Linked DNA regions of Homo sapiens: region 2 is linked to region 1. The links are chromatin contacts, found by Hi-C in ENCODE. All regions are on one chromosome and are shown on one strand. The core of a region is the stretch at or near the end of the contact, and the rest is flanking DNA. Distances in the headings are between cores, read along the strand shown.

Region 1 (6,809 bases), core at 716-3,215:
CAGGTTTTCACCATGTTGGCCAGGCTAGTCTTGAACTCCTCATCTCAGGTGATCGGTCCGCCTTGGCCTCCCAAAGTGATGGGATTACAGGGGTGAGCCACCGAGGCCAGCCTATAATTCTATAAAATCTTTCTTACAGAAATAGTCACACGGGATGCATGTACAAAGCGGCACTATCTGTAATACTCAAAAACAGGAGGCAATTTTTAAAAACCTATCAGTAAAGGCATAAATAATTTTTAAAATGGTATACTCATGCTGTGGAATACTATGCAGCCATTAAAAAGAATTCTGTAGACTTTATTTATTGACAAGGATGCAAGTCACAGAACAACTACAGTTTCATCTTGTTAGTACAACAAACAGGACAATAACATAGATTTAAATTCAAATGTAAATATATGTGGGTACGCACACAAAAAATCTAAAAGGAAACATGGAGCAAAAAGCCTGGAATTTTCAGGTTTTACTTTAAAATTTCTCTAATGACAAAAATCTTTAAAACAAGCACGAATAACTTTTTTGACTTTTAGAAACCATTTTTAAAAATTAAATACTGGGAGGTCAAAAAGGAAAAAAAAATCAGTCACGTAACAAACGTAACTTCAACCACGCTTAACAATGTAATGGAACTAATTTTTAAAGCAAATGTGGCAAATGGCTAAAAAAATACTGACCAGTTCTTAACAGTTTTTAACTCCACGCAGTTACGCCAGAGGTAGCACACTTTAAGCTATGCACATACAATTTTATTTACAGAGCCATGCTACAATTGAGGTATACGAAATTTAGTTTATCACTTCATAAAATAAATTATTCTTAAAAGTTACACGAGACAAAAATACTAACCAGGGTCTCTTGTTCCGAAGCTGGAATCTGTGAGGTGGTTACAGCACCATCAGTAGGTACAGACATGTTGGTATTGCACATTTGCCTACAAGGAAAAAAAAGACACGATGAAAACTGGAAATCATGAAACATCTGTGGAAAATACATCATATATAAAGAACATAAACAACAGTTAAAACTAAAGCTACAAGCAAGTCGGTGCTTACCTGGATCAGCAGAGAAAAAGTGGCGTGCGTCCGTGCCCACAGGTCTACCCTCCAATCGCCACTGAACACAGCTGGGAAAATGCATGGTTTAAATAGCCCCAGCTGGAGACAAGTCAGGACTTAACTCCTTTTACTGCAGTTTCGGAACGTGTCTGAACTTGACCAGCTCAAGAGGAAAAGCTGAGTCAACCTGCCCACTGAACCGGCCCAATCCCGCCCAGACTACGCGCAGCGTTCACACTAGTGACCCGACAGGCACCTGCGATCATCCGGACCTCCCGCGCCGAAGCGGCCCCGCAGCCCCCGGCCCCCGTGACCTTTACCCTGAACTCCCGCGGAGACCTCCGAACCACCCCCACCCCCACCGCCGCGAGAGCCGTCCGAAATCCCGCCCTCCTCCCTGGCGGCGACTGCCTAGCCCCAGTCCAACAAAACCTCCGCAAAGCCACGTGCCCCATGCCCCGCGCCCCGCGCCCCGAGCCCCCAGCCACGAACCGCACAAAGGCTGCGAACGGGCAGAGGCTGGGAACCAGCGATAGAGGGGACACCGTCAGAGCCCAGACCCAAAAGTGACCGCTCGCTGCCGGGCCAGTACCTGCTCCTCACCATCCGGGGTTTTCGCGCTTGGAGTCGGGGGTCCCTCAAGACTCCCCAGTTTCCTTCACGGGGCGCGCGGAAGCACGACGCCCTGGGCCTCGGGGATCATTCCACTCTCCGGGCCAGGGCACTGGGCGCTCGTACGCACTAATCCGGGGAGGGACGGTGCTCCTGGCTGCGAAAGCAGCAGGATCTCGGTCAGAGGGGTCGCGGCCGCCCCTCGGGCTCGGCTTCTTGCTCCATCTTTCCGACACACAGGGCCACACAGGCCCCAGAAGCAGCCAAGCTCGCCGCGGTGCCTCGGTGCGCGCCCCCTACCGCCCGAGGGGAGCGCGCGGGTCGTCGCGGCGCATCCGGGCATTTGTGCGCGCGCACACAACCGGCCCCGCTTCCGCCAATTGGGTCCGGGGCTCGGCCGCACCACCTCCGGGATGATGGAGTGGGGGGTGTCGCCCCGCGGGCGCGGCGGGCTGTGAGGCGGGGTGGGGGTGTTGGCCGCGAGCTGAGAGGGTGGGGCTCGGCCTGGCGCGGAGCCAGCAAGGTTTGGCGCTGTGACACTCCTTTAGCCGTTGCGCTATGTTTGTATTTCTTGTGTTTACACTTCCCGCCCGCGGTGGAAACTGCGACAAATGCGGATCTCCGTGTCGCTGTTACCAAAAAGAAACCAAAATTAACAGCTGTTTAATATATTAAGCCCACTCCACCAGCCGCTGGAGTTGTACCCAAATGAGTTATTTTAAGGCCTGTTTTTAAAAAAGATTAAAAATAGCACTTAAGGCAGGCTTATACACCGGTGCATACAGCTGTTCTGGTTGGAGAACGAAGATGCTGGTTACCGTTGGCGGGGAGGGGAGCGGTTACTCTGCGCTTTTAGAATGTTTGGGTTTGGCTGGGCGCGGTGGCTCACGCTTGTAATCCCATCACTTTGGGTAGGCCGAGGCGGGTGGATCACTTGAGGTCAGGAGTTCAAGACCAACCTGGCCAACATGGGAAACGCCGTCTCTACTAAAAACTACAAAAATTAGTCGGGCGTGGTGGCGGTCACCTGTAATCCCAGCTACTCTACTCCGGAGGCTGAGGCAGGACAATCCTGTGAACCCGGGAGGCAGAGGCTGCAGTGAGCCAAGATCATGCCATTGCACTCCAGCCTGGGCGACAGGGCAAGACTCTCAAAAAAACAAAAACAAAGTTTGGGTTTGTTAATCTACACATTCATTATCATTAAAATATATACTTATATATTATGCACTCATTCTGACTCACCTACTTTCCCACAGAGATGTGGCAAAAACGTTTTTGATGCGGTCTCATAAATTGAGGACATAAAGAATTGAGTTAGCTAAACCCAAAAACACAGCCATTGCAAAGAAGGAACACGTTTCTTCTCTGGCCAGTAAGTGATTAGCTCCTTGTGAACAAGGACCTTTTTTTATAAAGTTATATCCTTCCCTTCTGCAGCTTTTTTTTTTTTATAAAGTTATATCCTTCCCTTCTCCCGCTTCCCAGCCTACCAGAAAGGAAACTTCCTTAAACATAGTGGTCACTCAGTTGATTTAAGTTGATTGCCAATATTATTAACTTAAGAGATTTAATATGTGGCTTTTAAAAAGATAATCTCATCTTCATCAGATCATATACAGTGGGGTTTCTAATAGACTCAGTGCTTGACCCTGGATGAAAGAAAATCTCAAGCAGTGAGAAAATGTAAGCATGAAAAGATAAGTGATAGGCTGCGCACGGTGGCTCACGCTTGTAATCCCAGCACTTTGGGAGGCTGAGGTGGGTGGATCACGAGGTTAGGAGTTCGAGACCAGCCTGGCCAAGATGGTGAAACCTTGTCTCTACTAAAAATACAAAAATTAGCCGGGCCCCGTGGCGGGCGCCTGTAATCCTAGCCACTTGGGAGGCTGAGGCAGAAGAATCGCTTGATCTCGGGAGGCAGAGGTTGCAGTGAGCGGAGATCGCGCCACTGCAGTCCAGCCTGGGTGACAGAGCAAGACTCCATCTCAGAAGAAAAAAAAAAAAAAAGAGATAAGTGATAGAGGTTGATATTTGTTAAATATCAAGTGAACGAATGGGTTTGTGCTATAAAAGTTCAGAGACAGAATTAATTGCTTAGTAAATGCTGGAGGCAGTTCACAAAGGCCTCAGAGATCACACATATTTTGTGTCTTGAAAGATGGTGAGACTTAAATAAAAGCAGAGAATATTCCAGGCACAAGAAAATTATCAAAAAATACAGAAAGGAAAATATAAGAGGACTGTTTGAGATACAATAAATAAATCCGTTTGACTTGCATGAAAGTCAAGAAGAAGTTTTAAGAACTTGGAGTCTCCTTAAATGCCAAGCAAGGAAATTTGGGCTTTCGACAGAGTAGACATTAGAAGCATAAAAACAAGTGATTTGCTTCAAACTGTATTTTAACAGGACCACCAAGAGTAGATTCAAACTCAGAATAGTCGGGCCGGCTGCCTTCTGGACCGACTTTCCCCCTTCTCATTGGCCTTGTGCTTTGAAAAAATTATCTTGACAAAATTATTAGAGCAGAAAAAAAAAGGCAGAACTGATAAGATTAGTCCTTTTCTAATGGAACCAGAAAAGAAGGGTCAGAAATGAAGGCAGAAGGGAGAAGCGGGGGTGGGGGAGAGAGAGAGAAGTAAAAAGGATTCACTCAAGAACCTGGTATTCAAAACTACGTGTACCAGCACTACCACAGCAGTATGACTCAGTGTCCACCTAAAGCATGATGATACTGCTTACCAAAAAAAGTCTGGAGGGAATGAAAAGTTGGGTTAGTTTTAAGTTATGGGTCACAGAACAGAATTCGGTGGTAAAAAGCTTAGGCTGGGAACAGAGCTTGAAACAGCAAAGGAATGAGAGGAACGACCAAAAAGCCAAGGACCATATAGTGATGTCTGAAAAATCAGAATCAGGTAATAATATTGAATACTGCAAAAGTCAGAGAAAATGTGGAAATAAGAAAGCAAGCGATCTGGAAAGTGGCGAGTAAGATGGAATATGAGGAGGTTGCTGAGAGCTGGGAGGAGACGGCAGACAGCGGGGAAATAGACGTCTGGAAAAAAAACTGAAGATCACACAGAAAGCAGGAAATTCAAATCTCCCAAAGTGCCCATTGTGATTCAGGATGATAATTTTCCCCCGGGACCCCCTCCACAGGTCCGCATCCTCAAGAGGCCCACCAGCAACGGTGTGGTCAGCAGCCCCAAGTCCGCTAGCAGGCCCGCCCTTCCAGTCAAGTCCCTGGCACAGTGGGAAGCCGAGTACACCGAGGCCAGGAAGCGGATCCTGGGCAGCGCCAACCCGAGGAGAAGCAGGAGAAACCCATCCTCGATAGGTCTTCCTCTGATCTTCTTCCCTTCAGGCCAACCAGGATCTCCTAACCCGAAGACAGCAGACAGCCCAATAATGTGATCAGACAGCCTCTGGGTCCTGATGGGTCACACGGCTTCAAACAGCGCAGATAAATGCAGGCAAGAAGAGATGGCGCGACTGCCGCGTCAACGCGTCCTGGGTCGTCCGCCAAGGGTTGCACTACCGTGGCAGACAGCTGGACTTGAGCAGCGGGAACTTGACTTACTTGCCTGGTGATCCCCGTTGCTCCGCCCACTGTGACCTTGAATCCCATGCACTGTGACCTCCCCCCTTCTCCTCCTTCCCACTGTGATTGGCACTTTGACAAGGACTGTCCCAAGTCAATGGAAAGGGAAAAAGGGTGAGGGTTAGGAGAAGGTTGGGGGGAACCCACCAATTACTCAGAGTAGAGAGTCAGACAGGGCCAGCAATAGCGGTTTATCATGCTCATTAATTTGGGATTTCAAAACACAAATGAACTCACACCTACCCACCCCCAAGTGCATGTCATCACTTAAAAAGTGAGTTCCATTTGAAAAAAAAGAAAGCAAACTACCTGCTCACTCTAAAAGCAGTTGCTGTTGTTTGTGACTTTGCCATTTAAAAAAATACAGACCAGCTGCTGCTGTTTGCTTGCATTCCACAGTTATCTTGTGTCACTTTGCCCTTTGTTGTGCTTACTTGAAGTTTCTCTAGAGGCAAACTGCTTATTTCTAGTAGCGTTGTTCTTGATGCCCAAGAGGTGTTCCAAGAGGTTGAGATACTTTGAGTGTCTTTATATTCTCTGGGACCTAAACTCTGCAAACAAGGCTCACACCTGTAATCCCAGCACTGTGGGAGGCCAAGGCTGGAGGATCTATTGAGGCCAAGAGTTTGAGACCAGCCTGAGCAACATGGCGAAACCCTGTCTCTATAAATTGCAAAAAAAAATTAGCCAGGCGTGGTGGCACTCACCTATAGTCCTAGCTACTTGGGAGCCAGAGCTGGGAGGATGGCTTGAGCCCGGATAGGTTGTGGTGTGATCCTGCCACTGCACTCCAGCCTATGTGACAGAGTGAGACCATGTCTCAAGGGGAAAAAAAAAAGTCTACAACAGACTTATCTTGACCCAAGGGCCACTTCGTACTTGTATTTATTAGTCATAACTAATCTTTTGTCTTTCTTTTTTTTTTTTTTTTGAGACGGAGTCTCACTCTGTCACCCAGGTTGGAGTGCAGTGGCACGATCTCAGCTCATTGCAGCCTCCACCTCCTGGGTTCAAGTGATTCTCCTGCCTCAGCCTCCCGAGTAGCTGGGATTACAAGCTTGTGCCACCATACCCGGCTAATTTTTGTATTTTTAGTAGAGACGGGATTTCACTATGTTGGCCAGGCTGGTCTCGAACTCCTGGCCTCAGGTGATCCACCCGTCTCACCCTCCCAAAATGCTGGGATTACAGGCGTGAGCCACTGTGCCTGGCCACAACTAATCTTTAAAGCATGGTGAAAACTAAACAAGATTTAGCTCAGAAACCGTGTTTAGAATGCTGAGTTTCACAATATTTATGAGACCATCTAAAATTACAGAAGTAGTTCAAATTCCTTATGTCTTTCCAAACATCTGGAACTGAATAGTGTTATTTAAAAGGCAAAATCCGGGCCGGACGCAGTGGCTCACGCCTGTAATCCCAGTACTTTGGGAGGCCAAGACAGGCAGATCACTGAAGGTCAGGAGTTTGAGACCAGCATGTAAAACCCCGTCCCTGCTAAAAATACAAAAATTAGGCGGGCATGGTGGTGCAAGCC
Region 2 (7,288 bases), core at 152-2,651, 2.5 Mb after region 1:
TGAATAGAAGGAATGCAAATCAGGGAACATGTGAAAAGTGCTATGCTTATGCAATCTATAATCATCAATAGATGAAGACTGACTTTCTGGAATAGAAATATATTTGAGCATTCCACAGAGTCACTCTTGTTGCAAAAGATAAACTACATTCAGATCAGCAGGTCTGTTTTCCTGATTTATTTTAAATGGCTGGAAATTTCCTCCATTTGTGACAAGATTTCATATACAACATCCACTTCTGGCCAAGAAGGGAGAAAATCATCCTGCATTGGAGAAAAGTGAGATATGAAGAACTAGGTTGGAATAATGATGAGCAAAAAGGGAAAGAATGACTGAAAGGGAGACAGGAAGGAGAATGTGGAAAGATAATGTGATGAAGATATGGACAGCAGATGCAGGGGAGTTTCAAAAGAGTTGGAAAATTCTCCTTTAAAAAACAAAGCCATAATGCAGTAATAACTCGTGTTACACAATGCAGAATTCATTAAAGAATGCAAAATCTCTGAGATTTTATTTTTGATGTAAGAAAACATAGGCTGTGAGTGGTGGCTCATGCTGTAATCCCAGCACTTTGGGAGGCCAAGGCGGGTGGATCACCTGAGGTTAGGAGTCTGAGACCAGCCTGGCCAACATGGTGAAACCCATTCTCTACTAAAAATACAAAAAATTAGCCGGGCGTGGTGGCAGGCACCTATAATCCCAGCTGCTCGGGAGGCTGAGGCAGGAGAATTGTTTGAATCTGGGAGGCTGACGTTGCAGTTAGCGGAGATGGTGCCACTGCACTCCAGCCTACGTGACAGAGCAAGACTCTGTTTTTGTTTTTGTTTTTTTTCTGAAAACAAACAAACAAAAAAACCCCAGAATTTGGAGAGTACAAAGACAATGCTTTCACACTCAGAAAACAGAACAATTTTATATATTTAACTTCCTCCCTTAATTATAAACAACAACAATTATAATGGCTAATACTGAGTGTTTACATTGTGCTTTCCACACATCACAAAGTCCTCTCCTTCAATTAACTCATTTACTCTTCACAAAAGCCTCATGAAATAGTTAACATTAAAGCATCTATCTTACTTATGAGGAAACTTCTGCTGAGAGGTTAGATAACTTGCTTAAAGTTGGGAGTGGCTGAACCATGACTTGAACCTAAGAAGTCAGGCTCCAGTGACCGTGCTCTTTGCTGCTACATGTTCAGGCACAGCTCTGTGTTCTAAATATCTCTGCATGCACCCAGGAACCAACCTGGGGCTGTGAGGAGGCATACACTGCAGCATAGTATCAATCTCCTTGATTTGTTGCCTCTCTTTTGTTTGAGATTTGTAAAACAGATACACACTTCTCTGGGACCTTAGGGTAAAACCACAACAGTTGCAAAGTTACCACAACCTCTTGTCATCTCTAAGTGACAAATAACTTGAATTGCAAGGTTACTTGTTTTTTACACTGCTGCTGGATGAGCCTGTAAGAACTCTGTACACAGGGGTCTAAGATAAATAGCACATTGATATGGCTTGGCGGTGTCCCCACCCAAATCTCATCTTGAATTGCAGCACCTGTAATTCCCACATGTCTTGGGAGGAACCTGGTGGGAGGCAACTGAATCATGGGAGTGGGTCTTTTCTGTGCTGTTCTCGTGATAGTGAATAAGTCTCGTGAGATCTGATGGTTTTAAAAAGGGGAGTTCTCCTACACAAGCTCTCTTGCCTACCACCATGTAAGACATCCTTTGCTCTTCCTTTGTCTTCTGCCATGATTGTGAGGCCTCCCTAGCAATGTGGAACTGTGAGTCCATTAAACCTCTTTCCTTTTAAATTACCTGGTCTCAGGTCTTTAAATCAGTCTTTATTCACGGCGTGAGAACAGACTGATATATGCTACATACAGGATAAATAAATGTTCTTTACCTCTTTCCTGGGTGGCTCTGTTTTGGAGAGATTATTGTTGGCTGACATCTTTCCCATAATATTTGGCCATAAGTTTTTATTTTGAGAGAAACTACTTTTGTCCAACTCTTCAAAAACTCCACCTATGATCTCTTTGCTAAATGATATCATTGTTGAAGTACAGCAGTAAGCACAAGATTTAAGCATTTCTGATTTAAGCACTACTCCCCGAATTGTGTTTTTCCTGGTTTTCTGAAATATCTCTATGAGGGCCAGGCATGCTGGCTTACGCCTGTAATCCCAGCACTTTGGGAGGCAGAGGTGGGTGGATCACTTGAGGTCAAGAGTTCAAGACCAGACTTGCCAACATGGTAAAACCCCATCTCTACTAAAAATGCAAAACATACAAACATCAGGCAGGCATGGATGGTGGCAGGTGCCTGTAATCCCAGCTACTCAGGAAGCTGAGGCAGGAGAATTGCTTAAACCCAGGAGGCGGAGGTTGCGGTGAGCTGAGATCACACCACGGCACTCCACCCCAGGCGATCCCCATGTCACATTCAGGGCCATCCCTGGGGATATTTTGCAGGTGCTCTGTCATGTAAACAGCTTAAGCCATTCCAAATCTATCTGTCGATACCATTTCAGTAGCTCAACTGCACAGAAACCTTAAAATACATACATACATACATACATACATACATACATACATACATACATACATATATGCATACATACTGTATTACCCAACGGGAGTTACTGGCTTGCCAGGTCACCCTCCCAAAACCTGGGCCTGGCCAGAGAATACCAGAGTGACTGTATAGGCAGGCTTCATGGAACTCCTCAGTGTATCTGGTTGACCTCATCCATGGGACAGAGGGTTAGAGAGCACCCCAAATGGAAGAACAAGGATGGGGGCCCACATGGGGTTCCAACCCAAGTTTGCAACACCCCACCCAGATGGCACTGCCAATATCAGCTGGTCCCAAGTACCAGAGGAAGTCTTAGAAGATTTGAGGAAAGCACTTCAAAGAATGGAGTCCCCTGAGGCCAGGTTAAGAACCCTGCTTACTCCAGTGTAAGAGTCATACCAACACCCGACTCTATACCTTTCTCCCCTAACTTATTATGACTTCCTCCTGATTGGCTGCACAACTTCTACATTCTTTCTTTTTGTGTCAATCAACCTCATAGTGTACATGTATTATTAATATATTACTATCTTACACTGCACCTTGTTCCTTCTTATTGATTTTATCAAACATAACCTCCTCTGTTGTAGTCCTCAATTAGATATGGTCTAGACCCAATCCCCTCTCATCTACTCAGGGATATCACTTCAGCAATTCTCCCTTCTTTCTTATATCATTTACTTTTCTCTTTTTTGAATTATTTCCATCAGCACACAAAAATACAGTTGCCTTTGCCATCTCAAAAGATCCTTTCTTTGGGAGGCCGAGACAGGTGGATCACTTGAAGTCAGGAGTTCAAGACCAGCCTGGTCAACATGGAGAAACCCCATCTCTACTAAAAACACAAAAATTAGACCAGGTACAATGACTCACACCTGTAATCCCAGCACTTTGAAAGGCCGAGGCAGGCGGATCACCTGAGGTCAGGAGTTCGAGACCAGCCTGGCCAACGTGGTGAAACCCCATCTCCACTAAAAATACAAAAAATTAGCCAGGCATGGTGGCTTCGGCCTGTAGTCCCATCTACTCTGGAGGCTGAGGCAGGAGAATCGCTTGAACCCAGGAAGGAGAGGTTGCAGTGAACTGAGATTGCACCACTGCACTCCAGCCTGGGCAACAGGGTGAGACTCCATCTCAAAAAAATCAATCAATATAAATAAATGAATGAATACATAAATACACAAAAATTAGCCAGGCATGGTGGTGCACATCTGTAGTCCCAGCTACATGGGAGGCTAAGGCTGAAGAATCACTTGAACTCGGGAGCGGAGGTTTCAGTGAGCTGAGATCGTGCCACTGCACTCCAGCCTGAGTGACAAAGCAAGACTCTGTTTCAAAAAAAAAAGAAAAAAAATTTTGTTTGTCCTCCCCTCCCCACCAGCTACCTTCTCATTTCCTTGCTCCTGCAGCAAAACCACTTGAAAGGGCTATCTGTACTTATTATCTGCTCCTCCTCTCCTTCAGCACCGACTCAGCTTGAGTTCCGGTTGTACTCTGCACAGAGGCATTTGGTAGAGAAGAAGGGCACAGATGGAGACTAATATCTACTCCATTCTCTGCTTGCCAGGCAGAAAGCTTGACATAGGACTTTGTCATGGTTGGAGAAGAAACATTTGGAAATTGGTTTATCCAGAAGCACCACCTTTTTCAATTGGCCAGCCTGAAGCAGGCCCCTCTTCTAATTCTAGAAAAGGTCCTGCATGTGTTTAGGATAGACTTGTTCTCCTGGTCTTTGTTAGCCCACTTCAATGAGGTTTCCAACCCAACACATCCCTGAAATTCCTCTGGTGCAGGGTCACCAGTGACTTCCACATGGCTAAATGCAATGGTTAGTACATTTGTTTTCTATTGCTGCTATAACAAATTACCCCAAACCCAGTGGTTGAAAACAACACAAATTTATTATCACCCAGTTCTTAAGGTCAGAAGTTTAAAATGGGGAAGCAGGGCTGCTTTCCTTCTGGGTGCTCCAGGGTACAATCATTCCTTGCCACATCCCTCAGACCTCTGTGTCCACGGTCACACTGCCTTCTCTGACTTTGACTCTGAATCTTTTGCCTCCCTCTTATAAGGACCCTTGTGATTACATCGGGCCCACATGGACAATCCAGGATAATCTCCCCATCTCCAGATCCTTAACATTAACCACATCTCCAAAGTTCTTCTTGCCATGTAAGACAATATAGTCACAGGTTCTGGGGATTAAGATGTGGACATCTTTGTGGGGCTGGGAGGACATTAATTAGCCTACTACAGTTGTTCTCAGTTGTTCTCTTATTGACCTGTCAGCAGTATTTGATGTCCCTGATCTGTCCTTCTATCTGAACACATTTTCATCTCTTGGTTTCTGGCATGCCGCGATCTTTCAGTTGTCTCCCTCCTTCATGGCTGCTCTGTCTGAGTAGCCTCCTTGGCCTTCCTTACTTTCCATGACCACTCTGTCCTTAGTCTTCTCTTATCTGTCCAGACTCCATTCACTCTTATGGCCTTGAGTATCACCTATATGTTGTGGTTCTTATATTTATATCACTGTCTATACATCACTGTTTTCTTTCTTCTTCTTTTTTTTTTTTTTTTAGACGGAGTCTCGTTTTGTCGCCCAGGCTGGAGTGCAGTGGCACAATCTCGGCTCACCGCAACCTCCGCCTCCTGGGTTCAAGCGATTCTCCTGCCTCAGCCTCCCGAGTAGCTGGGATTATAGGCACGTGCCACAGTGCCCAGCTAATTTTTGTATTTTTAGTAGAGACAGGGTTCCACTGTGTTGTCCAGGCTGGTTTTGAACTCCTGACCTCAAGTGATCCACCTGCCTCGACCTCCCAAAGTGTTGAGATTACAGGCGTGAACCACTGCGCCCGGCCTTATACATCACTTTTAAACTACAAACTTGTACTTCCAACTGCCTGCTTAACATCGCCAGTTAAATATCTTTTAAAACTTGACAGGATCAAACAGGAATTCCTGACCATTCTTCCTCCCCAGATCTGCTCTACCTACAGTCTTCCCCATCTCAGTTAATGGTAACTTCATCCTTTGGTTGCTCCCGCCAAACTCTTTGGAGTTAATCCTAACTTTTCTCTGTTTCCTGCGTCCCATGCACAATCCATCACCAAATCTCATTGGCTCTACCTTCGAAACATACCCAGAATCCAATCACTTCTCACCACCTCTGCTGCTCCCACCCTGGTCTCAGCTGCCTCCCTCTCTGTGCTGGCTTATTCCAATAATCTCCTAACGGACCTCCTGCTTCCAATTTTGCTTCCTACAGCATTTTTTTTTTCCAGTGGAGCTGCTATAATGATTCTTTTGAAACAGGTCAGATTGTATTAACTCCTTTGCTCAAAACCCTGCAAGAGCTCCACATCACACTCGCAGTGAAAGCAAAGCCTATTAGGCCTTACATGCTCTGCCCTTCCATCAGTCTCTCTGGCCTTCTCACTTCCTGCTCTCCCTTTGCTCATTTTGCTTCAGCTACACTGGCCCAGCCCCCTTGTTGTTCCTTGAACACATCAGATATGATTCTCCCAGAGAGTTCTTGAACTGTCTCCTCTCTTTGTCTAGAATAGTTTTCCCAGGGAACTGTGTGGCTAACTCCCTCGCTATCTTTGTGTTTTTGCTTAAGAAAAAAGATTATCATCTTCTCAATGGGGCTTACTCTGTCCAGCAGACCAAAGGCCCTTTGTGGCAATGTGAATTGCTAGAAACTTTTGAAATTAATTATATAATGTCTTTTTTTTTTTTTTTTTTTGAGACAGAGTCTTGCTGTTGGCCAGGCTGGAGTGCAGTGATGCGATGTCAGCTCACTTCAACCTCTGCCTCTTGGGTTCAAGCGATTCTCCTGCCTCAGCCTCCCAGGTAGCTAGGACTACAGGCAAGTGCCACCACGCCCAGCTAATTTTTTGTATTTTTTTTTTTTTTCAGTAGAGACAGGGTTTCACCATGTTATCCAGTATGGTCTCGATCTCCTGACCTCGTGATCTGCCCGCCTTGGCCTCCCAAAGTGCTGGGATTACAGGCGTGAGCCACTGCACCCAGCCGATTATATAATGTCTTTTAAAATCTATCAACACATTCTTTAATATAGCACTTCCATGTTGGAGAATCTCTCCTATAGAAATGAGAGCACCACTGTGCAAGAATATTTATTGTACTATTTCTCATAGGCCAAAAGCAACTAGAAACAATCAGATTGCTCATCAATAGAAAAATTATTGAATTTATTATGGTAAATCAAATTAAAAAACATTATGTAGTGATTAAAAAGAATTAAGTTAGAAGCTTAAGGATGTCAGTGCTGTCTAATTAAGTAAAATGGCACATTGCAGAGTAATGTGTAAAGTATTATTAGCTTTTTGAAAAACAACAGCAAAACAAAAGTCTGCATAACTGTTTTAAGACCATGGTAGAAGTGTAACTGGGTACACACTAAGCTGTCAACATCAGTCACCAAGATGATATGAGAATAGAATAGAATAAAGTAGGAAATAATTGACTTTTTCATAAAATACTTTTGTATTGTTTTTTTCATTAACATGCACACAATTCAGTAATTAAAATTAATTTTTTAGTTTAAATAATGATTTTAACATCAAATCTTTTTTTTTTGTCTTCTCACTAGTGGTTGCTGAGAAGAACCCTACCTGATTAATGAGAGTCAGGCTACTATTCTATTTGCCTTTATTATACACTAAACTCTGGTTGTATCTACCA

What was found. Hi-C counts contacts between places; a loop is a spot of excess contacts on that map. Pooled maps may share reads with other maps.
Region 2: a pooled map shows a loop between it and region 1 (4-fold over the local background). The contact joins the enhancer-like site here to the promoter of MDM2 in region 1. A Hi-C loop is called at or near these places in 3 of 50 pooled maps.

Annotation. Positions count from the first base shown.
Region 1 is chr12:68,803,333-68,810,141 of GRCh38, reverse strand. It overlaps MDM2 (MDM2 proto-oncogene), which reads right to left and starts at 1,965. Exons shown (of 11, transcript NM_002392.6): 1 at 1,651-1,965; 2 at 850-934. The coding sequence starts at 1,664. It also overlaps the pseudogene SZRD1P1. RefSeq lists enhancers at 988-1,377, 477-1,676 and a silencer at 1,878-2,267.
Region 2 is chr12:66,285,049-66,292,336 of GRCh38, reverse strand. No RefSeq gene overlaps it. Among named protein-coding and RNA genes, the nearest start is that of HELB, 14 kb to the left of the region's middle. Within about 2 kb of position 1,401, at least 2 of the 41 ENCODE cell types and tissues checked have a DNase peak (open chromatin) inside an H3K27ac peak, as active enhancers do.